2 separate regions of the Homo sapiens genome follow, and region 2 is linked to region 1. Evidence: read pairs that join two places in POLR2A ChIA-PET (ENCODE). Cell type or tissue: MCF 10A. All regions are shown on one strand. Links, peaks and the distances in the headings refer to the core of each region. The heading gives the core; the rest is flanking DNA.

Region 1 (2,918 bases), core at 208-2,707:
CCCGGCTAACTTTAAAAATATTTTTTTGTATGCCAGGTGTGGTAGCTCACCCCTGTAATACCAGGACTTCGGGAGGCTGAGCTGGGCAGATCACTTGAGGTCAGGAGTTTGAGACCAGCCTAGCTAACATGAACATGATTAAACCCCATCTCTACTAACAATACAAAAATTAGCCAAGTATGGTGGCAGGCACCTGTAGTCCCAGCTACTCAGGAGGCTGAGGCAGGAGAATTGCTTGAACCCAGGAGGCGGAGGTTGCAGTGAGCGAAGATCCCACCACTGCACTCCAGCCTAGGTGACAGAGAGAGATTCTGTCTCAAAAAAAAAAATTTTTTTTTTAGAGATGGGGTCTCCATATGTTCCCCAGGCTGATCTTGAACTCCTGAGCTCATGCAATCTTCCCACCTTAGCTTCCCAAAGTGCTGAGATTACAGGTGTGAGTCACTGTGCCGGCCTATTTTTAAGAATACATAAACATAGATTTTTGTGAGTATAACAGGGAAAGATATTGCCAACACTTTTTGCACTTAGGTTAGCTACTGACTTTTTGTTCTTCTTTTTCTTCTTTCCCAATACCGTGCAGTTTTACTCTTGATTTACCATGCAAGGAAGTGGCTGAGAGCAGAGGCAACAGTATGCTAGAAGCACAGAGATTAAAATGTTCTTCTGAATAGAATAACAATGGTGAAAGTGCTTTGCTGATCATTTTTTAAGTGGCTATTTCAAATTGTTTTTAAGAACAACTAGTGCTTTATAGGTTATTAGGAAATTTGTAGGTGTCACTTAAAGGTTCTAACAAACCTATGAGGTAGGTGTAATCTCCTTCTAAAAATTAGGAAACTAAATTACAGAAAAATGGAGTTGCTGTCTTACGGATACATATTTGACACAGCCAGGATGCAAATCGAAGTCTTTTGCTTTTAAGTCCATTGTTATGGGCTGGGTGCAGTAGCTTACGCCTGTAATCAAGCACTTTGGGAGGCCAAGGCGGGTGGATCACCTGAGGTCAGGAGTTTGAGACCAGCCTGGCCAACATGGTGAAACCCCATCTCTACTAAAAATACAAAAAAATTAGCCAGACATGGTGGCATGTGCCTATGATCCCAGCTACTTGGGAGGCTGAGGCAGGAGAATCACTTGAACCTGGGTGGTGGAGGTTGCAGTGAACCGAGATCACTCCACTGCACTCCAGCCTGGGTGATAGAGCAAGACTCCATCTCAGAAAGAATGGAGGGAGGGCGGGAAAAGAAATCCATTATTATTTATGATACCACCTTGCCCCAGACCGGAACCTGCAGTGACTTAATATGTTGCCATAATGTAATTCAAGTGCTGAGGAAACCTGAAACTCTATGACTCATAAAAATACATTACTGAGTTACTGACTGAGTGGCGGAAGTGGGTATTTGGGAAGGTTTGACTGGTGAAGGGAGAGATGCCAATAGTCATAGCATGCTCCACTGCACAATCTAAATAATGAGACACTGTCTTCTCAGACCTAACCTTTGATCTAATAAAAATAGAAGCAAACGCTTTTGTAACACTTACTGTATGCCAGGCACCATCATAAAGACTTTATGTGTAGTACTTCGTTTCATCTTCACAGCAACCTGTAAGGCAAGTTGTCGTTATTATACCCATTCTATGCTGAGAAAAGCCACTCAGCTATACTAGCAGAGCCAGGATTTGAAACCAGGCAGTCTGTTTCCAATTGTCCATACCACTGAAATCAACTAGGATCTTAGGAGCAGGTGGAGTAGTGGCCAGAATCATTTATTACTCTGCATCAGTCACAGTGCTCATGTTTCGTTTTATATTTATTTTCTCTTTTAAGTTCTATGATAACTTTGTGGGGTGGATATTATCTTGATCTTCCAGATTAGAAAAATGGAGGCTCAGAGAGGTTCAATAACACATCTAAGGTTACACGAGTAGTAAGCAGTGGAGCTGTGATTTGAACCTAGGTGTTTCTGACAACCTTTATAATTTTGCTTACGTCCATGAATGTCAAGGACTCAAACCAAATGTCTGACTTCCCAAAATCAGAGGACCACAAGAGTCATCCTGGGGTGTGCTACTCCTCTGAAATGCAATGGCTACTGCTGCCTGACATACAGGATGACAGGAGAAGACAAATACCTGTGTCTAGGGTTTGTCAAATGCTTCGCAGCTAGCAGTCAGAACAAGCAAATTTCTTGGGGGTACCTGAAGCATCCACCAGATACCAATATTTAGAGAGTGCAGGTAAACTCTCAATCACTTAGCATTGTGACTTTTTCTTTTCTTTTCCTTTATTGTTGTTGTGTTTTTTTTTTTTTTTTTTTTTTTTGAGAAAGGGTCTCGCTCTGTCACCCAGGCTGGAGTGCAGTGGCACGATCTCGGCTGACTGCAGCCCCCGCCTCCCGGCTTCAAGCGATCCTTGTGCCTCAGCCTCCCAAGAAGCTGGGACTACAGGCATGCGCCACCATGCCCAGCTAAGTTTTTAATTTTTAGTAGAGACAGGGTTTCACCATGTTGCCCAGGCTGGTCTTAAACTCCTGACCTCAAGTGATCCACCCACCTCACCCTCCCAAAGTGCTGGGATTACAGGCGTGAGTCACCACGTCTGGCCATCTTTTTTAATTTTAAGATAGAGATGACCTTTCACCATATTGGCCAGGCTGGTCTTGAACTCCTGACCTCAGGTGATCCACCCCCACTCAGCCTCCCAAAGTGCTACAGGCAGGATTGTGTTCAGCCCTTTTTTCGTTTTTGAGGGATAGAGGAGTTTGAACAAAAGTTCAGAGAACAAGGCCGGTGCTAAGTGGCTCATGCCTGTAATCCCAGCACTTTGGGAGGCCGAGGCGGGTGGATCACAAAATCAGGAGATCGAGACCATCCTGGCCAACGTGGGGAAACCCCGTCTCTACTAAAAATAC
Region 2 (2,918 bases), core at 250-2,749, 140 kb before region 1:
TGGGGAAAGACTAAAGTGACGTATCACCCAAATGCAACGTAGGGACTTGTTTTGGATTCTGCTTGGAACAACTGTAAGAAGGCATTTTTGAGAATTTAAGGAAGCCCAAACACAGACTAGGTATTAGATATTAGGAAATTATTATTAATTTTGTCAGATGAGATAATTATATTGGGGTTATCATTATTTATTTATTTAGAAACAGGGTCTCGTTCTGTCACCCATGCAGTGGTGTGCATAGCTCACTGCAGCCTCAAACTCCTGGGCTCGAGGAATCCTCCCACCTCAACCTCCTGTGTAGCTGGTACTACAGGTATGTGCCATTATGTCCGGCTAATTGTTTTTTATTTTAGAGACAGGGTCTCACTATGTTGCCCAGGCTGGTCTCCAACCCCTGGGCTCATGTGATCCTCCCACCTCGGCCCAAAGCACTGGGATTATAGGTGTAAGGCACTGTGCCTGGCCAGAGTTATCTTGAAAAAGGAAAAAAAAAAAAGAGTTTTTAGTCTGTTTTGTGTTGCTATAACAGAATACTTGACACTGCATATTTTATAAAGAAAGAAGCTTACTTAGCTCATAGTTCTGCAGGCTGGGAAGTTCAAGAGCATGCCACTGGCTTCTAGCAAGGGCTCTGCTGCCTAGATATAATATGGTAGAAGGTCAAAGCGGGAGTGGGTATGTGCAAAGGGGCCAAGCCCTAAGAAAGTCCTTACTTTATAACAACCTGCTCTTTCAGGAATTAATCAGTTCCCAAGAGAACTAATTCAGTTTTGAGAGAGCAAGAACTCACTCACTATTGTGAGAATGGCACCAAGCCATCCATGAAAGTGGAGCCTCGTGACCTAAATGCCTCCCATTAGGTCCTACCTCTTAAAGGTTCTACCTCCCAACATCGTAGCATGGCAATTAAATTTCAACATGAGTTTTGGCAGGGACAAACCACACCTAAATCACAGCAAGTACTTGTCTGTTAGAGATACATACTGATACATTTACAGGTGAAATTAGGTAATGTCTGATATTTGCTTTATTTTTATTTATTTATTTATAACAGGCCAAATGGGAGTCACATGGTATTTGCTTTAAAATACACCAAGAAAAAAGATGGGGGAGGGTGAGAGGAATAGATGAGACAGTTTGGTAAAATGTTAACAGCTGCTGAAGCTGAAGCTGAAGCTGAGTGATGGGTAAATGGAGCTTTTTTTTTTTTTTTTTTTGAGATGGTGTCTCACTCTGTCACCCAGGTTGGAGTGCAGTGACACTATCTCTGCTCACGGCAACCTCCAAGTGATCCTCCCATCTCTGTCTCCCAAGTAGCTGGGACCACAGGCATGCACCACCACCCTCAGCTCACTTTTTGTATTTTTGGTAGTGATGGGGTTTCACCAGGTTGCCCAGGCTGGTCTGGAACTCCTGAGCTCAAGTGATCTGCCCACCTCAAACCTCCCAAAGTGCAGGAATTACAGGCATAAGCCACCAGGCCTGGCCATGGAGTTTTCATTGTAGTATTCTCTCCCTTAAAATACATTTTTAAGGTCTATAATAAAAGTCTTTTAAAAATCAGATGCTAGGTTTTCCTAAAGTCTGGTATAAAAGGCTTAAGAAAATACTATGGAACAAAAATGTAAACTTGAAAAAATTCAACTTATTATTATAATCTGGGGAAAATATCATTTTACTGATTTTTTTTTTTTTTTTTTTTGGTGAGATGGAGTTATGCTCTTGTCACCCAGGCTGGAGTGCAATGGCACCATCTCGGCTCACTGCAACCTCCGCCTCCCAGGTTCAAGTGATTCTCCTGCCTTAGCCTCCCAAGTAGCTGGGATTACAGGAGCCAGCCACCACGCCCAGCTGACTTTTGTATTTTTACAAATACAGGGTTTTACCAGGTTGGCCAGTCTGGTCTCGAACTCCTGACCTCAGGTGATCTGCCTGCCTCAGCCTCCCAAAGTACTGGGATTACAGGCGTGAGCCACCACGCCCGGCCCATTTTATTAGATTTTAAAACACTCCACACGTAGTCCCAGCTACTGAGGATGCCTGCTTGAGCCCAGGAGTTTGAGGCCGTAGGGCCTATGATCACACTTGTGAATAGCTACTGCACTCCAGCCTAGGCAACATAGCAAAATCCTGTCTCTAAAAAAGAAAAGAAAACAAAACAAAATAAAAACCAGAAAAAACCCATTAGAGTCTTACAAACTTCTATCTAATAGTCTCAGGTGATTTTATTTTTATTTTTATTTTTTTTAGAGATGGGGTCTCACTATGCTGCCCAGGCTGATCTTGAACTCCTGGCCTCAAGCGATCCTCCCACCTTGGCCTCTCAAAGTGCTGGGATTACAAGTGTGAGCCACCATGTCCAGGTCAAACTTCCATCTAGTAGTGGTACTTCCATAGTAGTGGTAGTTTTAATGTCTATTGAAAGAGAATACGACAAAAAGCAAATGTTAATATAGATAAGATCTAAAATAAATTTATGAGTTAATCACATGTGTATCAACTAGTGTAACTTGTACATGTGCTATTTTTTGTGTTTATTTTTAAAAAATTCAGAAAATGATGAGCAAGTATTTGGACTTGCAAACTTCCTGCAACAATGTCTACGCTTTTTAATATTTTCGCCAAGGTCAACAAATATCAAAGGTATCCTCTAGCAACATGATTTCAAGTTGCTAGTCTCAGTGGAGGCACAAATAAGTGTCTACTTACCTGTCAATTTGAATTATTCACATTTTCTTTCCACAAACTAATGTAAAGTTCATGGAATAAACTATTCTCAATTATGTGATTTTTCTGAGCCATGTTTTAAAATCACCATTAAACAAGACAGTTAAAAACAAAAAGTAGAAACAAAAAAACTACTATGTTCTTATAAAGCAGTGGTTCTCAAAGTAAATCATCACTGCACAACTCCCCCT

What was found. Peaks named below come from ENCODE experiments on the same cell type or tissue, not always from the same donor. Only the 100,000 strongest peaks of a DNase experiment are listed, where the experiment ranks them.
Region 2: POLR2A ChIA-PET joins it to region 1 with 5 read pairs; 3 of 35 experiments call an interaction of 5 or more read pairs at or near these places.

The regions. Positions count from the first base shown.
Region 1 is chr12:95,101,855-95,104,772 of GRCh38, reverse strand. The region is part of intron 14 of FGD6 (FYVE, RhoGEF and PH domain containing 6); the gene reads left to right. Among named protein-coding and RNA genes, the nearest start is that of NR2C1, 30 kb to the right of the region's middle. In MCF 10A, for the core only: no CTCF peak of the experiment used is centred there; a DNase peak (open chromatin) is centred at 1,392.
Region 2 is chr12:95,241,661-95,244,578 of GRCh38, reverse strand. The region is part of intron 1 of VEZT (vezatin, adherens junctions transmembrane protein); the gene reads right to left. Among named protein-coding and RNA genes, the nearest start is that of VEZT, 25 kb to the right of the region's middle. In MCF 10A, for the core only: no CTCF peak of the experiment used is centred there; no DNase peak of the experiment used is centred there.